2 separate regions of the Homo sapiens genome follow, and region 2 is linked to region 1. The links are chromatin loops, found by intact Hi-C in ENCODE. Cell type or tissue: thyroid gland. All regions are shown on one strand. Links, peaks and the distances in the headings refer to the core of each region. The heading gives the core; the rest is flanking DNA. Region 1 has its middle 14 kb from the start of MAGI1. Region 2 has its middle 86 kb from the start of MAGI1.

The links. A loop is a pair of places that touch in the nucleus more often than their neighbours do. Peaks named below come from ENCODE experiments on the same cell type or tissue, not always from the same donor. Only the 100,000 strongest peaks of a DNase experiment are listed, where the experiment ranks them.
Region 2: it touches region 1 in a loop (2.3-fold over the local background); 7 of 110 quality-filtered maps call a loop at or near these places.

Annotation. Positions count from the first base shown.
Region 1 is chr3:66,046,307-66,059,161 of GRCh38, reverse strand. No RefSeq gene overlaps it. Among named protein-coding and RNA genes, the nearest start is that of MAGI1, 14 kb to the right of the region's middle. RefSeq lists an enhancer at 2,561-3,083. In thyroid gland, for the core only: no CTCF peak of the experiment used is centred there; a DNase peak (open chromatin) is centred at 5,481; H3K27ac peaks cover 2,835 bases.
Region 2 is chr3:66,118,449-66,131,303 of GRCh38, reverse strand. No RefSeq gene overlaps it. Among named protein-coding and RNA genes, the nearest start is that of MAGI1, 86 kb to the right of the region's middle. In thyroid gland, for the core only: no CTCF peak of the experiment used is centred there; no DNase peak of the experiment used is centred there; H3K27ac peaks cover 599 bases.

The DNA of each region.
Region 1 (12,855 bases), core at 2,107-10,106:
CAATGTTGTATATGCAATTTGTCACTGACTGAAACATTGTTATGTGTTGCGTGGCTTGTGTTAATAGGTCTAAATAACCACAGAGGACTAGACATTCATTGGACCTATCACCTGCTTCTTAAATAAGCATGTGATATTAGGCCCTGGAGGTAACAATCAGCACTTAAAATACTCCCTGGCACATACTGACTGCCCCAAAATATTTGTTGATAAATGAATGGATGGATCAATGAATGAGAAAAAGAAATCTATCTATTTGTAGGAGAAAAGAGGGTTATATGCCAAAAACTAAGCAACCAAACCCAGTTTTTGAATTCTTCTACTCAGCATCTCAAATTTAAAACTTTTGGTTCAACAGCCTGTGTTTACATAGGCTATTGTTTAGAAGAGTTGATACAGCTTTCAAACAAAGCAGCATGTACAACACTTGTTGCAGCTTTGTATATGGTAGCTAAAGGTTACAGCCTGTAATCCCAGCACTTTGCGAGGCCAAAGTGTGAGGACTGTTTGAGGCCAGGAGTTCAAAACCAGCCTGGGCAACATAGCAAGACCCTGTCTCTATAAAAATCTTTCAAAATTAGCTGGGTGTGGTGGTGCGTGTCTGTAGTCCTAGCTACTTGGGAGGCTGAGGCAGGAGGATCTCTTGAGCCCAGGAGTTCCTGTTACAGTGAGCTGTGATTGCACCACTGCACTCCAGCCTGTGTTACAGAGCAAGACCCTATCTCAAAAAAAAAAAAAGTTAACAACCTAAATGACTCCCTGTAGGAGCTTGGTTAAATAAATTACAGAACCAAAAAATGAAATAGTTTGCAGCTGTTTAATAATTTTAAGTACACTTCCTCAGATACCTGAGAAGGTATTTGTTGCTGTTGCTTCATTTCACTGATTAAACAAATTCCCCCCACCACCCATTTACAGGTAGGGTTCATAGCAATAAAATGAAGAATGAAAAATTTTGGTCATGTTGCCCTGTTTAAGAAGCAGCTTAAATATTTTCTGATGCGGAACAACCTCTAAGATACATTTCTGAGCAAAAATAGCAACGGTAATATAGTACCATTTGTGTAAATTAAAGGGAAGATCTATGCACAGAATATCTTAGAAAGTACACACAAGGAAATGTGCAACAACTAAACTGTTGCCTTTGGAGAGAGGAACTGAGATGAGTAGGATGGATACCCTCTTCTCACTGTATACCTCTTTGTATGGTTGGCATTTTTCTAAAAAAACACACATATTTTTACTTAGTCAAAATTTCATTTTTATATTTAAGGGATAAACTCTTGGAAGATTTCACTTAAAAACAAAACAACTTAAAAGAAGATGGATCTTGGAGCAATTCCACCCTCATTCTGATATTCTATAGATGCTGCTGTATTTTTAGAGTGCACAGAACTGTTTCTGGATTTCTATCACCCTTACCAGCTAGGACAATTTGGATACCAGTTACAGAAGTTCCAATTTAAACAATAAATAGAATCTAGGGCCTTACCTAGCAGAAAAGTCTAGAAGCAGAGTATGCTTCACATGTGATTTGATTCCAGGCTTGACCCCTGTTTCTCTTCAATTCTTTCAATCTGGCCTCCTCTAAATTAACACTGTCCCCAGGCTTGGATCCCCTCTTGGTGGCAAAAAAAAAAAAAAAAAAAAAGTCGCCCCCCACCCCACCAGGCCCTGTACCTACACCATCATCACCAAACTGTGCAGAATGAAGGGTGCCTCTGTCCCTGCATTACAAGTACAACCAACCAGCATATTTTATTTATTTTTATTTTTTGAGACAATCTTGCTCTGATGCCCAGGCTGGAGTGCCGTGGTATAATTTCAGGTGACTGCAACCTCCACCTCCTGGATTGAAGTGATTCTCCTGCCTCAGCCTCCTGAGTAGCTGGGACTACAGGCATGCGCCACCACACCTGGCTAATTTTCGTATTTTTGTAGAGATGGAGTTTTGTCATGTTGGACAAGCTGGTCTCAAACTCCTGGCATCAAGGGATCCACCAGCCTTGGCCCCCCAAAGTACTGGGACTACTTCCCTGTATGTTGCGGGAAGTCAGGAACATGAAACGGAGGGACCGGCTGAAGCCATGGCAGAAGAACGTGGATTGTAAATCTTTCATGGACATTTATTAGTTCCCCAAATTAATACTTTTATAATTTCTTATGCCTGTCTTTACTGCAGTCTCTGAACATGGATTGTGAAGATTTCATGCACACTTATCACTTCCCCAATGGATACCCTTGTCATTTCCTATGCTTGTCTTTACTTTAATCTCTTAATCCTGTCATCTCGTAAGCTGAGGAGGATGTATGTCGCCTCAGGACCCTGTGATGATTGCGTTAACTGCACCAATTGTAGAGCATGTGTGTTTGAACAATATGAAATCTGGGCACCTTGAAAAAAGAAAAGGATAACAGCAATGTTCAGGGAACAAGAGAGATAACCTTAAACTCTGACCGCCGGTGAGCTGGGCGGAACAGAGCCATATTTCTCTTCTTTCAAAAGCAAATGGGAGAAATATCGATGAATTATTTTTCTCAGCAAGGAATATCCCTGAGAAAGAGAATGCGTCCCTGAGGGTGGGCCTCAAAAATGGCCCCCTTGGGTGTGGCCATTTTTTATGGTCAAGCTGTAGGGATGAAATAAGCCCCAGACTCCCATAGCGCTCCCAGGCTTATTAGGACGAGGAAATTCCCGCCTAATAAATTTTTGGTCAGACTGGTTGTCTGCTCTCAAACCCTGTCTCCTGATAAGATGTTATGAATGACAATGCATGCCGAAACTTCATTAGCAATTTTAATTTCGCCCCATCCTGTGGTCCTGTGATCTCGCCCTGCCTCCATTCGTCTTGTGATATTCTATTACCTTGTGAAGCACGTTATCTCTGTGACCCATACCCTATTTGTACACTCCCTCCCCTTTTGAAAATCACTAATAAAAACTTGCCAGTTTTATGGCTCAGGGGGCATCACGGAACCTACCGACATGTGATGTCTCCCCTAGACGCCCAGCTTTAAAATTTCTCTCTTTTGTACTCTGTCCCTTTATTTCTCAAACTGGCCGACACTTAGGGAAAATAGAAAACAACGTACGTGAAATATCAGGGGTGAATTTTGCCTGATATCTGGCTGAATTTCCCCCGATACCTGTAGTTACAGCTACTTGGGAGGCTGAGGCAGAAGAATCACTTGAACCCGGGAGGCGGAGGTTGCAGTGAGCCGAGATCATGCCACTGTACTCCAGCCTGGGTGACAGTGAGACTCCATCTCAAAAAAAAAAAAAAGAAAAAGAAAAAAGAATACTGTTTTACCATGTGGTCATTTCACTTATTAATACAAAGTATTAAATGAGCAAAGGAGCACCCATCTATGATATGCACAATCACCAAGTCAAGATAGAAACCCTGCCCCAACTCAGTATCATGAATGTCCCATTTGGATTCCTTTCCCCCACGGAAGGAGTTCCCCATGGTCCTGGTCAGCTTCTATCTGTGGTTTTGAAATAGAAATCACAGCTTTGAATACTGCCGAATTTGCTGGCCTTTTCTAAACCTGGAATCTGGCAGAACCAACTACTCCCAAAATGCAAGCTGCATTTTCACTATTGAGGCTTTCAGATGGTTATGTCAGATTGTTTGAGTTGTTAGACAGCCAGTCAGCCAGTCAATAAATACAAACTGTGCCCTTTCTGTGTGCCACATTCTGAGTAGGTACTTAGCATGCAGTAGTTAACAAGACAGGGTCCCAGCTGCCCCCCTACCCCTTGCCCAGCTTGGTCCAGCAGGGAAGGCAGACGGCAAACATATTTATTTAAACAGCTACATACAAACTGCAAGAAATCCTGTGTGATTTGTCCCTTGCTCCTGTCTTTCAGCTCCTCAAGGATGCCTCCCCCCTCATTCTCTGCAAGTCAGACACTGGATCTTTTATTTCCTAAAACTAGAGCTGTTTCTTTTCACCCCTGTGAACAAAGACTCTTCCCTCTATAAGGGAAACACCCTTCCAGTACCATATTCTTTTGTTGTTTTTTTGAGACAGTCTAGCTCTGTCAACCAGTTTGGAGTGCAGTGGCAGGATCTTGGCTAACTGCAACCTCTGCCGCCCAAATTCAGGCGATTCTCGTGCCTCAGCCTCCCTGCTAGCTGGGATTACAGGGATTACATCCCATGGCCAGCTAATTTTTGTATTTTTAGTAGATATGGGTTTTACCATGTTGGCGAGGTTGGTCCCAAACTCCTGGCCTGAAGTGTTCCTCCTGCCTCAGCCTCCCAAAGTGCTGGGATTATAGGCATGAGCCACTGTGCCTGGCCTGCAGGAGTATGTTTAATGTCTGCTGGAAAAACCTACTTTTCTGAGAATATGAGGGCTTTCAATGCCTGCTCAATTATTTTGTCTCTTGTCACAAGACACAAAGGATATCCTTGTTCTTAGGAAATACATACTAAAAATAATATTTAATATTGAGGATGATTGGTTAAAAAAAAGGAACCTGGGTGCAGTGGCTTATGCCTGTAATCCCAAAACTATGGGAGGCCTGGCCTCTTCCAGTACCATATTAATCACTTCTTCTTCTCTGGATTTCAGTTGAAACTACATTTCCTAAGGGAATACTTCCCTCAGATTCGATCAGGTGTCTTTATAGTGTCTTCCAGCCATGTCTGCATTTTCCGCTTGGCACACAGTCCCTTTAGAATTAGACATTTATTAGGCAGATATTTGATTACTATCTGTCTCCCCAGCCAGACTCTATGCCCCATGAGGGTAAGAGTATTTGCCTATTGTTTTCCACTTTGCTTTTCCATGCCACACCAAGCAGACTGTCATCTCAGGGCCTTGGTTCTTGCTGATCCTACTGCCCAGAACACTGTCTCCCAGATAGCTACTTGATCCACACTCTCACTGTCTTCAAACCTCTGCTCAGTTCTGAACTTAGCCACGAGGCTTCCCCTTATCACCTTGTACATAACAACAATCCTAACCTTGGGCATCAAAAGTCCCCCTTTCCCCCTCCATAGCACCTATCTTCAGAGACTCTATTTTCTACTTTGTGTATTGCCACAGTAGAATGTAAGCTCCATGAGAAGAACGCCTTTGCCCAATTAGTTAAGGGCTTTTCCCCCACTAGTTCAAAAGTGCCTGACATATCTTAGGTGCTCAATAAATATTTATTGAATTAAAGGACGAATCATTACCTAAGGTGTAGCAAATTGGCACATGATAAGCCTTGCAAATATTTTGGGAATGCCTGCATGAGGACGTACACGTGCTGCTAAAACAAATACAAGACATTTAACCTAGTTGGAGGAGTCACGTAAGGTAGAATGGAATAAGAAAGAGGGGGCTGGGCACAGTGGCTCAAGCCTATAATCCCAGCACTTTGGGAGGCTGAGGCGGGTGGATCACTTGAGACCAAGAGTGCAAGACCAGCCTGACCAACATCGTGAAACCCCATCTCTACTAAAAATACAAATATTAGCCAGGCATGGTGGTGTAGGCCTGTAAACCCAGCTACTCCAGAGGCTGAAGTGGGAGTATCTCCTGGGCTTGAGCCCAGGAGGTGGAGCTTGCAGTGAGCTGAGATCATGCCACTGCACTCCAACCTAGGCAACAGAGTAAGATCCTGTTTCAAAAATTAAAAATAAAAAAATAAAAAAATAAAAAGAAAGAGGGTTTCAGCCCTTTTGATGATGTTAATCCAGTAGGTCAAATGTCAGTCAAACTTTCTTACAGTTGGTGGTTAGACTAGAATGTACAAACAGGAATGGGAATAGTGTTAAACCCTTCACTCCCCAAATTTCCATCTCTCCCAACCCCCTTGCTCTTCAACATATTTTCATTCAGCTGGCAGTTTTTGTAGTTCTGCAGTTTCTTGCCAAGAACAGAGATTGAAAATGTCCCACAGAGAAATCAGCATCAGGGTTAACCAACTGGAAGCCAAACCCTGCAGTTATTTTCCAGCGTTCCTCAACTCCCAGGAGAATCAGAGCAAAAAAAAAAAGGAGCAGAGGTTAGAGGGCAGGGTTCTAGAAGTGTCATTCTCTTACATACAATGTCTGAGTTGTGTGGGTGGAGGGACTGTAGAGGGTATGGAACAGAGAGCCTTGTGCCTGAATCTTTTGGGAGATGAATTTCCTCTCCCTCTTTACATGTTCTGGTCTTTTACTTACTAATGATACTAAAGGAGCTATATGGTTTCTCCTGGAGCTGTGTCAGGATTTGCTCCATAAATTACCTGGGAGGATGCCATATGCAAATACAAGAAGAAATAGCAGTCTTAGTATTCATGGTGACAGCTTAGTTATCCTCAGGGGAAGGGAAGGAGAAGTAGGTATCTTTTTTCTTAATAAAGTTTTTCCTATCACCTCCGAATTCCATAGCTGTTCTTGGAAACAGGTTGGAATCAGCCTAGAAATTTTAGTAACAACAATTTAGCCTAAATTTCAACATAATGCCATATAATAGTTATAGTACATTGCTATACTCCTTTGGAAACTACTTTAAAGATCTATTCACACAATACTTTTCTGGGATGTAGGAAGCCTCTCAAGGAGATAAAAGCCATTCAAAATATGATTGTTATCTCCCTAAACCCAGATCAGTTTGCTTTTAATGTAGTTATCACTAAGAAGATTAGCAACACTCAATTCATACACAAAGAAAGAAAGAAAGGAACAAACTATATATTAACCATCAACATCATTATTGTTAGGCTAAATGACACCTCATGTGAAAAGTATTTCATAATAATAGCAATCATACTCATTTTATGGTTGAGGACAGTGGAGCTGATATAGGTTATAAGACTTCTCTGAGGGCTGGGCTCAGGCCTGTAATCCTAGCATGCTGGGAGGCTGCAGTGGGTGGATCGCCTGAGGTCAGGAGTTCCTGGTTCAAGCGATTCTCCTGCCTCAGGCTCCCTCCCAAGAAGCTGGGATTACAGGTGCCCGCCACCACACCTGGCTATTTTTGTATTTTTAGTAGAGACACGGTTTCACCGTTGACCAGGCTGTTCTTGAACTCCTGACTTCAAGTGATCCACCCGCCTTGGCCTCCCAAAGTGCTGGGATTATAGGCATGAGCCACCATGCCTGGCTGAGCATGGGCTTTTATAACTGGCAGAATCAAAGCCCTGTGCTTTCACATAATGTCTAGACATCCTCAGGCAAGTCTTTTTTTTTTTTTTTGGAGACATTGTTTTGCTCTGTTGCCCGGGCTAGAGTGCAATGGCATGATCTCGGCTCACTGCAACCTCTGCCTTCCAGGTTAAAGAGATTCTCTGAGATCGTGCCATTGCACTCCAGCCTGGGCGACAGAGCGAGACTCCGTCTCAAAACAAACAAACAAACAAACAAAAAAACCCATGCTCTAAATCAAGATGTTCTGAGCACTATAATATTTTTATTTTCTGTAAGTTATATGTTTATATTATATACCACATTCTATATTATTTTAATATGTCACAACTTTGTAATGTTGCCAGAGTGGTTTTTTAAAAATTATTTTAGGCCGGGCACAGTGGCTAGCACTTTGAGAGGCTGAGGCAGGTGGATCACTTGAGGTCAGGAGTTTGAGACTAGCCTGGCCAACATGGTGAAACCCCGTCTCTACTAAAAACTACAAAAATTAGCCAGGCGTGGTGGCAGGCAACTTTAATCCCAGCTTCTCAGGAGGCTGAGGCAGGAGAATCACTTCAACCTGGGATGTGGAGGTTGCAGTGAGTCGAGATTGCACCACTGCACTCCAGCCTGGGCAACAGAGGAAGACTCTGTCTCAAAAAATATATATGTATTTAAAATTTATTATTATATATATATATTTTAAAAAAACAGGTCTCACTATATTGCCCAGGCTGGTCTTGAACTTCTGGACACAAGCAATCCTCCCGCCTCAGCCTCTCAAAGTGCTGGGATTGCAGACGTGAACCACTGTGCCTGGCCTTTCTTTTTTTTTAAATGAATTTTAGGTAAAATTGATATAAAATAAAACTCCCCATTTAACCATTGTAAAGTATATGACTCAGTAGCATTTAATAAATTCATAATGTTGTGCAACCATCACCACCGTCTAGTTCCAGAACCTTTTAATCCCCTCCCAAAATAAATCCCATAACCCTTAAGGAGCACCATCCTCACTCCTCCTGTCTTCAGCTCCTGACAACTACTAATGTATTTCCTGTTTCTGTGGATTTGCCTATTCTGGACATTTCATATAAATGCGATCATACAATATGTGGTCTTTTGCATTTTCCTTCTTCCACTCACCAATGTTTTCAAGGTTGTTTTATGTTTGAGCATGTATCAGTACTTTCTTTCTTTTTATGGTTGAATAATATTTCATTGTATGGATATACCGCATTTATTTATCTATTAATCCATTGAGGGACATTTGGGTGTTTCTGAATTTGGCTGTTGTGAATGTTACTTCTATGAACATTTTTGTACAAGTGGTTTGTTTGCACACCTGTTTTCAGTTCTGTTGCATATATATATACCTAGGAGTGGAATGGCTAGGTCATACAGTAATCCTATGTTTGACTTATTGAGGAACTGCCCACTGTTTTCCACAGCAGCTACACCATTCTACAGTCTCTCCAGCAATGTATGAGGGTTTCAATTTCTTTGCATTCTCACCAACATTTGTTATTCTCATTTAAAAAAAAAATATACTCATCCTAGTGGATGTATAGTGGTATCTCCTTGTGATTTTGATTTGCATATCTATAATGACTAATGATGTTGAACATATTTTTCATGGGCTTCAGAGTGTTTTAAGATAAATTTTAATTTTAGAAAAGTCTTAGGTTTATAGAAAATCTGCAAAGATTATATAACAGTATGTTAGTAACACAATCCTCATGTAAAATGTACTGGAAGGTATCTCTATGCTTCCTCCACTTCTTCTGTCTTAGGCCTTAAATTTTTTGATAGAGAAACATGTCATTGGAGCACACTATAGTTATATATTTATTTAGAGATGGTGTCTCACTCTGTCACCTAGGCTGGAGTGCAGTGGTGTGATCATAGCTCACTGCATTCTTCAGCTCCTGGGCTCTAGGGATCTTCCCACTGCAGCCTCTTGAGTAACTAGTACTACAGACATACACCACCATGCTCGGTTAATTTTTATTTTTGTAGAGACAGGGTCTCCTTTTGTTGCCCAGGCTGGTCTCGAACTCCTGGCCTCAAGGGATCCTCCCACCTTGGCTTCCTGAGTAGCTGGGATTACAGGCATGAGCCACTGTACCTGGCTCACACTATAATTACTAATGAAGGCTCTAGCAATATTGCTTATTTTGCCTTAAAACCATAGGGTAGATATTACAGGGATGTTAGAAATTAATAAATGGAAGTATATAGCACAGTGGTTAAGAACATGGTCTTGGTCCTTAGTCTCAGTGACAACAGGTCTGAATACTGGTTATGTCATCTTTGGCAAGATACTTAACCTCTCTGAACCTCATTCTAAATTTGTAAAACAGGGATAGCATCTACCTTATAGTGTCATGAGGATCAAATGAGAATGGCATTGAAAGCACTTATGTGCAGTGTTAGGCACATTGTAAACACTCAATAAATGAGATGTTTACTTTGTTTGCTTGCATTTACTTCATTTTATTTTTGAGATAGACTTGCTCTGTTGCCCAGGCTGGAGTGCAGTGGCACAAACATGGCTCACTGCAGCCTCAACCTCCCGGGCTCAAGCGATCTGCCTGCCTCGGCCTCCCAAAGTGCTGGGATTACAGGTATGAGCCACCATGCTCAGCCTACATTTAAAAGCACAGAACAATCACCTAATTTGTCTGTGTTCTCATAGTTGTTTAGGATCCATGGAAGACCATCATTCCATCTCAAGGTCCTTCATTCATTCACGCATGTATTCATTCATTTTTCAAATATTCATCGAGTCCATGTTGTGGGTCAAGTTGGCAAGGAGCTACCAAGGTAAATAGTAGTCAAAATCATTGAACCAGAAGCAGAAAAACCTAGAATCAAACCCCAACTGCCATTTCCTAGGTTTGTGATGCTCTACAAGTTACATAGCCTTATCAAGCCTCTGTTTCCTCACCTGTAAAATGGGAATGCTAATACTCCCTGCCTTATAGGGTGCAGAGGATTAAATACATGTATCACATAACGCATTTACCAAAATGCTCAGCACCATGAGCACTCCCTCAAAAAACGTTAGCCATTGTTGCTATTGTGGTCATGATTTTTGTTAAGACAAAGACAAATTATTGTAAAGATTTAATGTGACAGTAAATGCAAAGATTTGTAGCAGTGCATGCCATGTTGTAAATGTGTCTCCATATAAATGTTATTCTTCTTTTGATTTGTTTTTCATCCATTTAAAAATGTAAAGCCATTCTTAGCTCATGAGTCAGACAGGGATAGGTTAAGGAATGGATTGACTATGGGTTGTAACCCCTGGCATAGGGCATTGTAGGCAGAAATGATAATTTTTATTTTATTTTATTTTATTTTTTTTGAGACAGAGTCTCACTCTGTTGCCCAGGCTGGAGTGCAGTGGCACTATCTAGGCTCACTACAACCTCTGCCTCCCAGGTTCAAGCGATTCTCCTGCCTCAGCCTCCCAAGTAGATGGGTTTACAGGTATGTACCACCACGCCTGGCTAATTTTTGTATTTTTAGTAAAGACGGGTTTTCACCATGTTAGCCAGGCTGGTCTCCAACTCTTGGCCTCAAGTGATCCACCTGCCTTGGCCTTCCGAAGTGCTGGGATTACAGGCGTGAGCCACTGTGACAGGCCCAGAAAGGATAATTATGGTTTCATGAAAAGTTTGTTTCAACCATATGTATATATGTGTATGTGTGTGTGTGTGCTAGTGATAAAAATACATCTCCTATTGCAAACAGCAATCAGAAAAGTTTGAAAAACATGACTCTAGAGAAGGTTCTCAGCTATCTGGATAGCAGTATCAGGAAATACCAGCTTGCCTTAGCAAGCAGATTGCATAGCTTTAATAGTTTCAGGCTTTAGTGGTATCAATTCAAAAAGTGAAGTCATACTGAGATTATATGATAAAATTAATAACTTAAGGAAGGTAAGTCTAGTCTAAAACAGTCTAGTCTCAAGCCAGGTAACCCTGTATTGTAAGTGAGTTAAAAAAGAAAAAAAGATTGTTTTCTAGTTTTTGCTTCCATCACTCAGCTGTGAGTATTCCCAGCACTCTCAGAGTTCTAGAGGCAAGGTCACAAGATCAAGGTCAAACATCTGAAAAATGTAGATGCTGTGAGTTTGGAAGCAGAAACATTCCCAAGCATATGCCAGCTTGTGCATTCAATAAAGCAGAGGGCTAACTTAATAATGAAAATTGCAGGATCTTCCAACACTTGGCTTAATTCAGCAGTTCTCAGCTGCATCTAAAATCCCTGGGGTACTCCAACTCGGGCAGGCTGAATATCCAAGCCAGGAGTGTCAGGAATGTTCAGGACACAAGGACTCCAAATTTGGGCACTGACTCCCCCGGGGATGTTGCTCATAACCACTCTGGGTTTGTCTAAGTCTCCCCTCAGTTAGGCAACAGTCCATAAAAATGAGTTTAAAATTCTAGGAACGTGCTAAATCTGGAAAGTGAGTAATACATTATCTTTCTGAGTCCTCATTCATCTGGCTATACAGTTTGGTGGGGGCCAATTTTCCAAAGATGGCACAGTTCAAGGAGCAAGGTTGCTCAGACTCCAGATTGCTTCGTTATCCCGAGTCATTTTTCAAAACCCCACCTAGTGTTTGCTGGATCAGCTTTGTGGCAAGATAGCATTGTCCTTTATGGAACTATATATTCACATCGTGGGCAACTTTAACCACCTTAGAACTCTGTGAATGCCTCCATAAAACATATCTTTGAGTATCATAATGTAATCATAAAGCTGGACTTTGTCTTTCACTTCTCAAAATACTTGTAAAATAAATTAGAGGAGAGGAGACAAGAAATTCTTCTAACAATGGCACTTTTAATTTCTAATGCCATGTTTACAAATTAAAATCCTCCCTAATGAGATGTCCTCCACGGTAACCTGGGTTTCCCTGTCATTGACCTTACCAAGTACTGATCTTTTTTCTTGTTTCAATATCAAATTGGGAGGTAGGCTTCCTCCGGGGGTTGGGGTGGGGGGGAAGTGTCTTTTAGTGCTGTGCCATCAGTCCCTACAAGGAGTTGACAAAATAAGTGTTTAATCAATAATTGCTAAAAAAAAAAAAAAAAAAAAAAAAAAAAGGCCAGCTGTGGCCAGGTATGCTGGCTCATGCTTGTAATCTCAGCACTTTGGGAGGCTGAAGTGGGTGGATCACTTGAGGTCAGGAGTTCGAGACCAGCCTGGCCAACATGATGAAACCCAGTCTGTATTAAAATACAAAAAATTAGCTGGGCATGGTGGCAGGTGCCTGTAATCCCAGCTGCTCAGGAAGCTGAGGCAGGAGAATTGCTTGGAGGAAAAAAAAAAGTCAGATGTGGTGGCTTACACTTGTAATCTCAGTACTTTGGGAGGAGGAGGCGGGAGAATGGCTTGAAGCCAGGAGTTCAAGAACAGCCTGGGCAACATAGTGAGACTCAGTCCCTGCAAAAAATAAAAAAATTAGACAGGTTGGTTAGTGTGTGCCTGTGGCTGAGCTATGTGGGAGGCTGAGGTGGGAGGATTGTTTGAGCCCAGGAGTTGGAGGCTGTAGTGAGCCATGATTGTGTCACTGCACTCCAGTCTGGGTGACAGAGTGAGATGCTATCTCAAAACAAACAAAAATTGCTGGGCTGGGCACGGTGGCTCATGCCTATAATCCCAGCACTTTGGGAGGCAGAGATGGGCAGATTGCTGGAGCCCAGGAATTCAAGACCATTCAAGA
Region 2 (12,855 bases), core at 2,040-10,039, 72 kb before region 1:
ACCTGAGGTCAGGAGTTTGAGACCAGCCTGGCCAACATGGCAAAACCCTGTCTTTACTAAAAAATACAAAAATTAGCCGGGTATGGTGGTGCATGCCTGTAATCCCAGCTACTCAGGAGGCTGAGGTGGGAGAATCGCTTGAACCCAGGAGGTGGAGGTTGCAGTGAGCCAAGATCACACCACTGTACTCCAGCCTGGGCGACAGAGCAAGACGTTCTCAAAAAAAAAAAAAAAAAAAAAAAAATTGGCTTTACATGTTTATTTTAAAAATAATTCCAGCTATGGCCGGGCGCGGTGGCTGAAGCCTGTAATCCCAGCACTTTGGGAGGCTGAGGCGGGTGGATCACGAGGTCAGGAGATCGAGACCACGGTGAAACCTCGTCTCTACTAAAAATAGAAAAAATTGGCTGGGCATGGCGGTGGGCGCCTGTAGTCCCAGCTACTCGGGTGGCTGAGGCAGGAGAATGGCGTGAACCCGGGAGGCGGAGCTTGCAGTGAGCCGAGATCGCGCCACTGCACTCCAGCCTGGGAGACAGAGCGAAACTCCGTCTCAAAAATAATAATAATAATAATAATAATAATAATAATAATAACAATAATTCCAGCTATGTAAGAAAACACAATAAGAAAGTAAAAACTACTCAAATTCCCACCATGCAGTGGTTAATACTTGGATATATTATTTTCAAGGTTGTTTTGATTGCTGTTGTTTTTGTTTTTGAGATGGGTTCTCACTCTGTCACCCAGGCTGGAGTACAGTGGCGCAGTCACAGCTCACTGCACCCTCAAGCTCGTGGCTTCAAACAATTCTCTCACCTCAGCCTCCCAAGTAGCTAGGACTACAGGCACATGCCGCCATGCTTGGCTGTTTTCCAGTTTTTAAAATACATCTTACAAAACTGAAATCATCTAGTAATAACATTCTATAACCTCCTTATTTTCACTCAACAGGATATCAGTACCATTTTTTCATTAAATATTTTAAGAACATGGTTGCTTATCACTGCAAATAACTCCTTCATATTAATGTACTAATTTATTTAAATGATTCCAGTAACATTTTAAACCAATTTTGGTTATCAAAATCTTTCATCTTAGATGTTTATTCTATAAGTGGAGTTATTGCGTGAATAACTCATAGAAATCAGAAATTAAGACTATAAGGTTTCCAGCCTGGGCAACATGGCCAAACCCCGCCTCTACAAAAAAATATAAAACTTTGTTGGGCATGGTGGTGCACGCCTGTAGTCCCAGCTACACAAGAGGCTCAGGTGGGAGGATTGCTTGAGCCTGGGAGGTTGAGGCTGCACTGAGCAGAGATTGTACCACTGCACTCCAGCCTAGGCAACAGAGTAAGACCCTGTCTCAAAAAAAAAAAAAAAAAAAAAAAAAAAAAAAAAGACTATGTGTTTTATCAACAGTTGCCTGTGCAATGGGCTAAAGAGCAGGGACTTCCAAACAAAGAAAAAAAGAGTTATGTATAATAAAGTATAATAAAGATATTAACGTGTCTGAATGCTTTATAACACACATTTCTTTTTTTTTTTTTTTTTTTTGAGGTGGAGTCTCACTCTCTTGCCCAGGCTGGAGTGCAGTGGCGCGATCTCGGTTCACTGCAAGCTCCGCCTCCCGGGTTCACACCATTCTCCTGCCTCAGTCTCCCGAGTAGCTGGGACTACAGGCACCCGCCACCACACCCGGCTAATTTTTTTGTATTTTTAGTAGAGACGGGGTTTCACCATGTTAGCCAGGATGGTCTCGATCTCCTGACCTTGTGATCCGCCTGCCTCGGCCTCCCAAAGTGCTGGGATTACAGGTGTAAGCCACTGCGCCCGGCCTATAACACACATTTCTTAAAACTAAAAAGAAAAACTTTTCATTTAGGCAGCACTTACACAATACCAAAAGATTCAGGTCAAGAATGAAAAATGATGAAGATGGAAAATTATCAGGCAGTTTTGTCTAAGTGCTGAATCATCTGTATGATTTTGGTAATATCTGGGATGAAAGTGTACTTAGTCTTTAAAGTACAGGGGGAAAAACAATACAACCACGCTGCAATCTAGAAATGAAATGCAATGAGATATGTTTTGAACATTTCTATATGAAGCATAAAAAGTCACTGGGAAATGTGAAGTAAGGTGGTATTACAACCACAATGTTCACTGACATTTTTCCACCCTTCACCCTGTCGAGTCTCTTGCAAGCAGACTTGAACACACCTGCTGAGTTGGGTCTAGCCAGAATTTTATAGGAGCTATAGTTCTCAACACACAAAAAGGGGTTTGCTTGCATGTGTAGCATATATTAGATAAAGGATAACTATAGCATAAAAATATTGGGAGAAAAGAGCTGGCAGCAAGAAACCATACAGCAACAGCCTCAAGAAGAAATAGGTTCAGTAACATTTAAATTGCTTATCGTGACTAGCCAGCCTTGCAGATGTAAAAAGCACCTTTCTCCATAACAACTGACTTACTAACATGAGCATGTGAGAGCCCTTCTAAGGCTATGTGGATTAGAATGTGGCATACCAAGAGTTTCACCCAATGCCACAGAGATCTTCTTCTTTGATAGACTGGCTAATAGGTTAAACAGAATTTTCCTAGAATTATTCCCTCTCTTATAAGTTGCCCATATCTCACTTATTTCCCTGAAAAAAAAATTTTTTTCTGGCATTAAGCTTTTTTTTTTTGAGATGGGGTCTCGCTTTGTCGCCCAGGCTGGAGTGCGGTGGCACGATCTTGGCTTACTGCAGCCTCCACCTCTTGCCTCCCAGGTTCAAGACATTCTCCTGCCTCAGCCTCCTGAGTAACTGGAATTACAAGCGTGAGCCACCACGCCCAGCTAATTTTTCTAGTGTTAGTAGAGATGGGGTTTCACCATGTTGGCCAGGCTGGTCTCAAACTCCTGGCTGCAAGTGATCTGCCCACCCCGGCCTCCCAAAGTGCTGGGATTACAGGTGTGAGCCACCTTGCCCCAGCCACATTAAGCATTGTTAGGCTTTAAAAAACAACAAGGCCGGGTGTGGTGGCTCACGCCTGTAATACCAGCACTTTGGGAGGCCAAGGTGGGTGGATCACCTGAGGTCGGGAGTTCAAGATCAGCCTGGCCAACATGGAGAAACACTGTCTCTACTAAAAATACAAAATTAGCTGGGCGTGATGGCGCATGCCTATAATCCCAGCTACTCAGGAGGTTGAGGCAGGAGAGTTGCTTGAACCTGGGAGGTGGAGTTTGAGATGAGCCGACATCGTACCATTGCACTCCAGCCTGGGCAACAAGAGCGAAACTCTATCTCAAAAGCAAACAAACAAACAAACAAAAACAACAACAAGCAAAAACTCCCTCTCATGCTCCATTCCGTGATCATTTACCATTATTGTCAAGGAACCACCTTAATTTTTGCTATCTGTGAGAGAGAGGAGGGAGGGAAGGGAAGGGGAGAGAGAAGCACCAGAAGGAGAAAAAAACCTCATCACAGCTCTGAGAGAATGTTTAGGAAAAATAAGGATGATTTATCCCACATCTTGAAGGCTGGATTTTAAAGAATTAGGTAGACATAGTTATATGCTTTCTTGACTGGGATTACATTATAACCAACAAAGGATTGGTAAAATCACAGTTGATCTTGGCAAAGTCGCCTCTGCCTCATCATTCAGAATTCAGCTCCGATGTCACTTCCTTGGAGAGCTGCTCCTTTGACTCCCAGGTATAATATAGAACCTGAGTCAACTTCTAACTCCCCCTTATTATTAAGGACCCTGCACAGCACTTGTGGCTATTACATTTGGAATTTTTTACAAGTTGGTGTGTGTTTGCTTCCTTGTTTTCTGTTTGCCTGCACTATAGTGACAGCTTCAAGAGAACATGGTTATTAGTCTTATGGACGGTATTGCTAGTCACCTACCCAAGATGCATTTAATTGTACCCTACTTCCCAAGTTTGTTTACAGAAAACAAGGAGCCCATCAAAGAAAACAAAAGCAAACAAATGCTACATTTCTTAGCTCCCCTGCTGCTAGGGGTAGCCACAAGATGTGCAAAGAGATACGACCAGAAATTGTTGTGTAGAGCTTTTCGGGAAAGCATCCTGGAGGGAGGAATCCTCTGGAACATACCTTCTCCCCTTCCATTTCCCCTTCCTTAATGGAATACAGACACTGCTGGAGGGAGAGCAGCAAGCTGGGACGACATAGAGAAGGTAGAGGCAGGCATGGTCCCCAGTGGCCCCTTGGAGCCACTGCGCAGGCACTGGACTGTCTGTGTCTAGACTTCTAATTACAGGAGAAAAATAAAACCCTTATTTGGTATAAGCCATTGCTGTCGGTGTTTCTGTCATTCCCTGACAAAAGTCATTCCCAGTTGATATATCGCAGTATTCCTAGTACTTTGAACAGTGTCTGGCACATGGTAGATGTTCAACATTTGTGGAGGGGGGTGAGATTGAAGGTTATTCACCATCAGGCCCTAATATAAAATAATAGATATATATTGGAGTTCGAAGATGCCAATTAACCATATTCCTCATTCCTAAGGATTCCAAGTCAATTGACAATAGACGCAGAAAATAAGAGTTTCTAAATGACCTTTCACTCATTCATTCATTCGATATTTATCGAACTCCTATTATGCAGCACACACCATACCAAGCAATGCGGATAAAGCAGCAGATGTAACAGACCAAAATGCCTGCCCACGTGGTGCCTTTATTTAGTGGTAGAAGAAAGACCATAAACAAGATATATGTGTGTTCTAGGAGTTGGGGGACGATTTGAAGAAGAGAATCACAAAAGTCCTCCCTGAAGAGTCATTTGAATATAGTTCTAAGGGAGCAATATGGGACTATGCGAGGGAAGAATATTCTAGGCAGACAGTAGAGCAAATCTGTGGGCCTGTCGTGGACATTTTCAAGGTCTTGACCGTATGCCTCAAGTTTTCCCATTTTAGTGCCAGCCTGATGTCAAATGACCAGCATCATCACCCCTTATGCCTGAAGGCCTTCTCTGGGCACTGGACCCTGCCTTACCCCAGGCCTGAGACAGTCCCCTCAGGAGGGCTAAGATTGTTCACCCCCGAAGTGCAAGCTCTACACCGGCTCCCAAACCTTGCCAGTGGAATTGAGATCAGTTGCCCACAGGGGTAGTTGGCTGAGGGGCACGCCCTTTCCTTTCCATCTCCTTTCCCAATTTCCTTCACTTTCCAAAAAAACAATTTATATTCAAATCCTTGTCTCCAACTCTGTTCCTGGTGGAGGACACAAAGTGAGAAAGACCCTGAGTTTGGATATGTAAGGAGGCCGGGATTGCTGTACCTGAGGGAGGGAATGGAGAGAGTGACATAGAGTCATGGCACAAGGTCTTGTAGGACCCCACACACTCCAGCTTTTATGCCAAGATAGGAAGCCTTTGGAGGGTTTGGGGTATGGCCTTGACTTACGTTTTAAATGTTCACGCCAGGCGCCATGGCTCACACCTGGAATTCTAGCACTTTGGGAGGCCAAGGTGGGTGGATTGCTTCAGCCTAGGAGTTTGAGGCCAGGCTGGGAAATATGACAAAACCCTGTCTCTACTAAAAACACAGAAATTAGCCCAGTGTAGTGGCACACACCTGTTGTCCCAGCTACTTGGGGGACTGAGGCAGGAAGATCGCTTGAACCTGGGAGGTCAAGGCTGCAGTGAGCCGAGATGGTGTCGTGACACTTCATCCTGGGTGACAAAGTGCAACCCTGTCTCAATCAATCAATCAATCAGTCAATCAATCAATCAATAAATGCTCACTCTAGCTGCTGTGCTCAGAATGGGTGATAGGAGACAATGTCGGAAGCAGGGAAACTTTTTTTTTTTTAAATAGAGATAGGGTCTCACTATGTTGCCCAGGCTGATCTTGAACTCCTGAGCTCAAGTGATCCTCCTGCCTCAGCCCCACAAAGTGCTAGGATTAGAGGCAAGAGCCACCACACCCGGCCTGGAAGCAGGGAAACTTCTAATAAGGAAACTATTACAACTAGTGCAGGTAATAAATGATCGGAACTAGGGTCAGAGTGGTAGCTTTATGACTGTCAAAGCTGGAGTGAAGAACACTGCCTAGACACAATGCCAGCATGATCTTCCCGTCCCTGGTCACCTCAGTTGAATTCATCCTCCAGTAGAGCAGCTGGAAAACCTCAGACCTCCAGGTGCTGAGCAGAGTCAGCATTCACAAAGTCACACACTAGGGTCTGAGTCCTGGCTTCATCACTTACTACCAATGTATCTTTGCCCAAGGTGCCTAATGTCTCTAAGGCTAAAATATATTACCTACCATATAGGACTGCTGTGAAGAATTAAATTAAACGAGAGAATGTTTGTAAATTGCTGAGCACAATGCTTGGACCAATAAATTACAGCTTTAATATGATCATTCTGATTATCATACTTCATCAATTATAAGACATCATAGCTACTAAATGCCTTGTTATTTATCTACCTCCAAGGAAGAATAAAAATGAGGCCACTTAAATATGACGCAAGGTCTTAATGACAGTCCTGCATTACACATGAATGAGACACATCAGCTCTTCCCTGCTTTGAAGTATCTTTTTTTTGAGACGGAGTCTTGCTCTGTCACCAAGGCTGGAGTGCCGTGCCACGATCTCAGTTCACTGCAACCTTTGCCTCCTGGGTTCAAGCCATTCTACTGCCTCAACCTCCCCAATATCTGGGATTACAGGTATGCACAACAACGCCCAGCTAATTTTTATATGTTTAGTAGAAATGGGGTTTCACCATGTTGGCCAGGCTGGTCTCAAACTCCTGACCTCATGATCTGCCCATCTTGGCCTCCCAAAATGCTGGCTTTACAGGCATGAGCCACTGCACCCGGCTGAAGTATCTTTCATCTGTTCCAAGGAATTTGGCCATTTCTCCTGCCTTCAGTTGCATGATGTGTGATGGGAAATGCTTTTGCATATATCTGAGAAACAGCATGAACTCAGTATAACTGGCAGCTTCATCTCCTTGAGGTTGTCTGTCTTCTTAGATTCCTTCCACAAAACACTTAGAGGAATTGATGTCATTCCTCCTTTGACAAATATTTGTTTCAATAACATCATTTGCACCCTGCTACTTTACTTCTGTAGCCACGAAAACTGTGAAAACCGTGGATATAATAACTTTTCTTTTTAGTGCTGAATCACTGTGTATTCTTTCATAAAGTATATAAATGTCCATGAAACTGAACATGTATGGTTCCAACCATGGGCAAAATGTCATTGAAGCAACACTTTTGGATGTATCTGACTAAGTTAACAGATTCATAAGCAAGAAAAACTACATCATGACCCAACAGAAATGGATACTCATGTGTGCTAAAACTCACATACTATGTTTTTAGCAGCAGTAGGGGAGAAAAAGTAAGATCTTTTCCTCACCCATCACAAGGTTCATGGCTGAGGCCCCTGTAACAAAAGGTGACCTAACAAGAGAAAAGCATACAGATTTATTTCATGTAAGTTTTATGTGACATGGGAGCCTTCACAAAAGAAGACCTGAAGAAACAGATACAAGTGTGTACTTTTATGAAGAATCATGTCAAAGTATAATTGGAGGACAAAAGGGTATGATCTAATGGGAATAAGCTGGGGGGAATTTACAAGGTCTATTTCTTCAGATTCTTCTTGGCATCTCTGTGTCTTCATTCCTTTCCTCCAGGTATAGGGAGGACCTCTCTGGAAGGAGAGTCTAATCACCTACTCTCAGGGGAAGGTCAGCTAGTTTTCATGGACTACATTAGGGGAGAAGGGTGAGACAGATCAGAGAGACCTTCTTGCTTCTGTGGTTTTCTCAAATGCCAAGGTGCCATATTTTGGACGTAGCATGTCCTGAACCCCATTCACAACCCTATTCATAAAAGCCTCAGACTGGAAACCTCCCAAATATCCATCAATGGCGGAATAGAGAAATGTTGGTATATGCGTACTATGAAATACGCAGCAATGAGAATGAATAAAAAAGTACTAGCAACAACATATGTAAACCTGACAGATGTAATATGGAGAAAAAGAAACCAGATAACAAAATACAATTCCCTTTCTATGAAGTTCAAAAACAATCAAAACTCATCTATGCTGTCAGAAGTCAGGAGAGTTGCTACTTGCGGTGGGGGTGGAGTTGAATAATGACTGCTTTTGAATAAGAGAGGAGCATCTAAGAGGCTGATAATGTTCTCTTTCTGGAGTTAGGTGCTGACAACATGGGTGTGAACGGCTTATGAAAATTACAATTCACTGAGTTGTGCACTTATGACTTTTTCTGAAGTTATTTTCATTTTTTTTGAGACAGGGTCTCACTCTGTCACTGGCACTGGAGTGCAGTGGTATAACCATAGCTCACTGTAGCCTCGGATTCCTGCGCTCAAGCAATCCTCAACCCTCAGCTTTCTCAGTAGCTGGGACTGCAGGCACGTGACACCACACCTGGCTAATTTTTATTTTGTAGAGATGGGGGTCTTGCTATGTTGTCCAGTCTGATCTCAAACTCCGTGCCCCAAGCAGTTCTCCTGCCTCAGCCTTCCAAAGTGCTAGTATTACAGGTGTGAGCCATTGCACCCGGCCATTTTTCTCTAAGTATACTATAGATCAAAAAAGTTAAAAATACTGAAGACCCAGAGTGTGTTTACATATTTATATGTGTATATATATAGATATATACACACATACATACACATACATGTACATAGCTATGTGTACATGAGTGTATATAACTATAAAACTGATCTTTATTGGGATGAAAAAGTGACACTTGAGTGAGGGATGACTTGTCACATCTTATAAAATTTTACTGATTGAAATTTTATGTAAAACATACTCAGAAGGCTGAAGCAGGAAGATTACTCGAGGCCAGGAGTTCAAGACCATCCTGGGCAAAATAGCAACACTGTGTCTCTAAAAAATATATATTTTTTTTATTGAGACAGAGTCTCACTCTGTGGCCCAGACTGGAGTGCAGTGGCGTGATCTCGGCTCCACTTCCCAAGTTAAAGTGATTCTCCTGCCTCAGCCTCCCAAGCAGCTGGGACAACAGGGGCACACTATCACACTCAGTTAGTTTTTAATTTTTTCGTAGAGAAAAGGTCTCACTATATTGAAAAATATTTTTTTTAAACTTTTCTGCAAAACAAAACAATCAACACTTACTTCATTCTTTGCCTCTTGCATGTAGTTGCAATCAGAAACATTTTATTGAATAAGTAAAATAACTTTCTTTTTATAATTTTATTTTTGTTTTCTTTCAAGAAAAATTCCCATTGAACCTGCATGCACCCCAAACACTCACCTATGCTATGTACTGAAGTTTGCTCTTCGTTTAAAGTGTTTTTATCTAGTGGTAGTTTTCCTCAGATAATTAGGACTTCCTGTGAGTGGAAACCGCTGCAGAAACACAGCAGAAGAAACAAAAATTTCTTCCTTGGAAAAGCTTGGAAAGTATTCCTGCAGAAATGTGTAAAACTGTGGCTTCTGACACAAGAATCCTCAGCTCAGAAGGTCAAGGCTCAATCATTAGATGAGATGAGACTGATGAACTAGAGGAATGCCCAGGATTCAATGGCATTGTTTTCTCTGCACACTAGAAAATTGTCTCTTGTTATTTAGGCTGCAATTTACCAAACTTCCAGTCATTTCCCTTCACTTCTGTAATAGCCAAGGAGGTGAAGAAGACTGAAATATTCTCCCCAGGAATACCCAACCTTCTTTTCCTACACACTATAGTGTAATTACTTTTCATATGTTCTTACATGCTTGGCTGCACGATTCAGTTTACATTCCTACTCCATGAGTAGATTAATTTATCAACCAGTTGAAAACTATCAACAGACTTCCAGATACTCCAACTAGATTAGAAGAATCACCCAGCCCAGCCCAGCCCAGCCCCGTCTCTGCATCTGCGAAATCATGACATATAAGAAAACGGGGGCCGGGCACGGTGGCTCACACCTACAATCCTAGCACTTTGGGAGGCCTAGGTGGGTGGATCACCTGAGGTCAGGAGTTCAAGACCAGCCTGGCCAAAAATATTAAAAATACAAAAATTAGCCAGGCATGGCGGAGGGCACCTGTAATCCCAGTTACTTGAAAGGCTGATGCAAGAGGATCACTTGAACTCTGGAGGTGGAGGTTGGAGTGAGCTGAGATTGTGCCACTTCACTGCAGCCTGGGCGAAAGAGCAAAACTCCATCTCAAAAAAAAAAAAAAAAAAAAAGAAAAGAAAAGAAAATGGTTGATGCTTTAAGTCACCGGGTTTTGGTGAAGTGTGTTATGCATCAATACATAACTGGAACAGCAGCAATTTGTTTCCAATGATGGGTAACTATAAGGAAATACACTAATTTTTGTAGATTTGGGAAAAGACTGAGAAACTTATTAACCCCAAGAGAATTGCAAAATAAGATAACTGAAATAAATCTTAGAGACCCATTGGTACCAATGGGTCTTTTATTTTATCAATTTTTTTTTTTTTTTGAGACAGAATCTTGCCCTGTTGCCCAGGCTGGAGGGCAGTGGCCCAATCTTGGCTCACTGCAACCTCTGCCTCCTAGGTTCAAGCGATTTTCCTGCCTCAGCCTCCCGAGTAGCCGGGATTACAGGTACATGCCACCACACCTGGCTTTTTTTTTTTTTTTTTTTGTAGCGATGGGGTTTCACCCTGTTGCCCACGCTAGTCTTGAACTCCTGAGCTCAAGCGATCCGCCCGCCTCAGCCTCCCAAAGTGCTGAGATTAGAGGCGTGAGCCACCACACTAGCCTCTGATTCCTTTTTGTTTATCTATTTTTTTTGTAAGAGACAGGGTCTCACTCTGTTGACCAGGCCGGAGGGCAGTGTTAAGATAATAGCTCAGTGCAGCCACAAACCCCTGGGCTCAAGCAACTTTCCCACCTCATCCTCCCAAAGTGTTGGGATTACAAGCATGAGCCACCACGTCCAGCCCCAACCTTTACCTTTAAAGTTTCAAGGTCAGCCCGTGTTCCTCTGCTCTTTTCAAATACACTCAATCCTTTGGTAATTTCTTTCAGTCTCATGGCTTTAAACATCATCCATATATCCTTAACTCCCAAATTATATCTGGCCCAGACCTTTCACCTGAACTCCAGACTCGCTTATTAAACTACTTACTCAATTTCTCCTCTTGGATGTCTAATACATATGTTGAAATTCGCCTGGCCAAAACTTGACTCCTGTCCTTCCACCCCACCCCTAACTTGTTCCTCATGCAGTCTTCCATATTGCAGCAAATTTCAACTCCATTTATCCAGTTGCTCTGGCCTAAAACCTTGAATTTCATCCTTGCATGCTCTCTTTTTCTCACTTTCTGTAGCCTATCCACCAGAAAATCCTGTCGGCTCCATCATCACAATGTATCCAGAATCCAACCGCTTCTATCACTTCTGCTAACAATAAACACCCTGGTCTAAGTCATCATCATCTCTCCCCTGGATGAAGCCACAGCTCACAGCAGCTGGAGGATGGATGCCCCTCTAAGTAAAGGGGATTTGAGCAGGGCACTGACAGCATCCACTCCAGTGACAGCACACAGAGCTGCACCTACCACCCATGTCATCAGGCTCTCCATGTTAAAGCTCTTTGCCTTGCAGCACAGATACTTACTCACTCATTTGACAGACATATTGTAAACCAAAAAGTATCTGAGACAAGTCTCAATCACTTTAGAAGTTTATTTTGCCAAAGTTGAGGACACACCTGGTAGACAAGTCTGTACCTTTCTCCAAAGATGACTTTGAAGGCTTCAATATTTGAAGGGGAAAAGCAGGCTGTGGGAGAAACAGGGAGGGTACGGTCACATTCCTGAATCCACACGTTGCAAGAGAAAAGGAGCAGGTAAGGGAAAAGCTTACTATGTGTCCTTCTTGTTCTCAATAAATTGTCACTTTCCACAAGATAAGGTGAACACAGAGTGGAGACATTTAACCTTTAATCTGCTGCTATCCGCTTAGGAACAAAATGAAAGGCAGTTGCTTGCATCATGACTCAGCTTTCAGCTGAATTTTTTCCTTTTGGCTTAGTGAATGAGGGTCCCAGAGTTTTTATTTTCCTTTCACAATATCCTGAGCACTTACTCCACGCCATGCGCGTTTCTTTTTTTTTTTAGACGGAGTCTCACTCTGTCGCCCAAGGCTGGAGTGCAGTGGCGTGATCTCGGCTCACTGCAACCTCCGCCTCCCGGGTTCACGCCATTCTTCTGCCTCAGCGTCCAAGTAGCTGGGACTACAGGCACCTGCCACCACGCCTGGCTAATTTTTTGTATTTTTAGTAGAGATGGGGTTTCACCGTGTTAGCTAGGATGGTCTTCATCTCCTGACCTCGTGATCCGCTTGCCTCGGCCTCCCAAAGTGCTGGGATTACAGGCATGAGCCACTGAGCAAGGCACGTGAGATTCTTGGAGCTCATACATTTGCCCCCTAATATTCTAGAGGGGACAATGACAAGCCTGGACTCAGCAGTGACCAGATTGATTCTTTTGCATTGTCCCTATAAGATCCAGAATTATTTTAGTTTCTTCCTTCTTACTCTGTATATAAATTGGTCTTCAATTAAATAGGAAAAATAGGCTGGGCACAGTGGCTCATGCCTGTTAATTCCAGCACTTTGGGATGCTGAGGTGGGCGGATTGCTTGAGTTCAGGAATTTGAGATCAGCCTGGGTATTATGGCGAAACCCCATCTCTACCAAAAAATACAAAAATTAGCTGGGTGTGGTGGCATGCGCCCATAGTCCCAGCTACTCGGGAGGCTGAGGCAGGAGGATCACCTGAGCCCAGTTGAGGCTGCAGTGAGCTGTGATCAGGCCACTGCACTCCAGCGT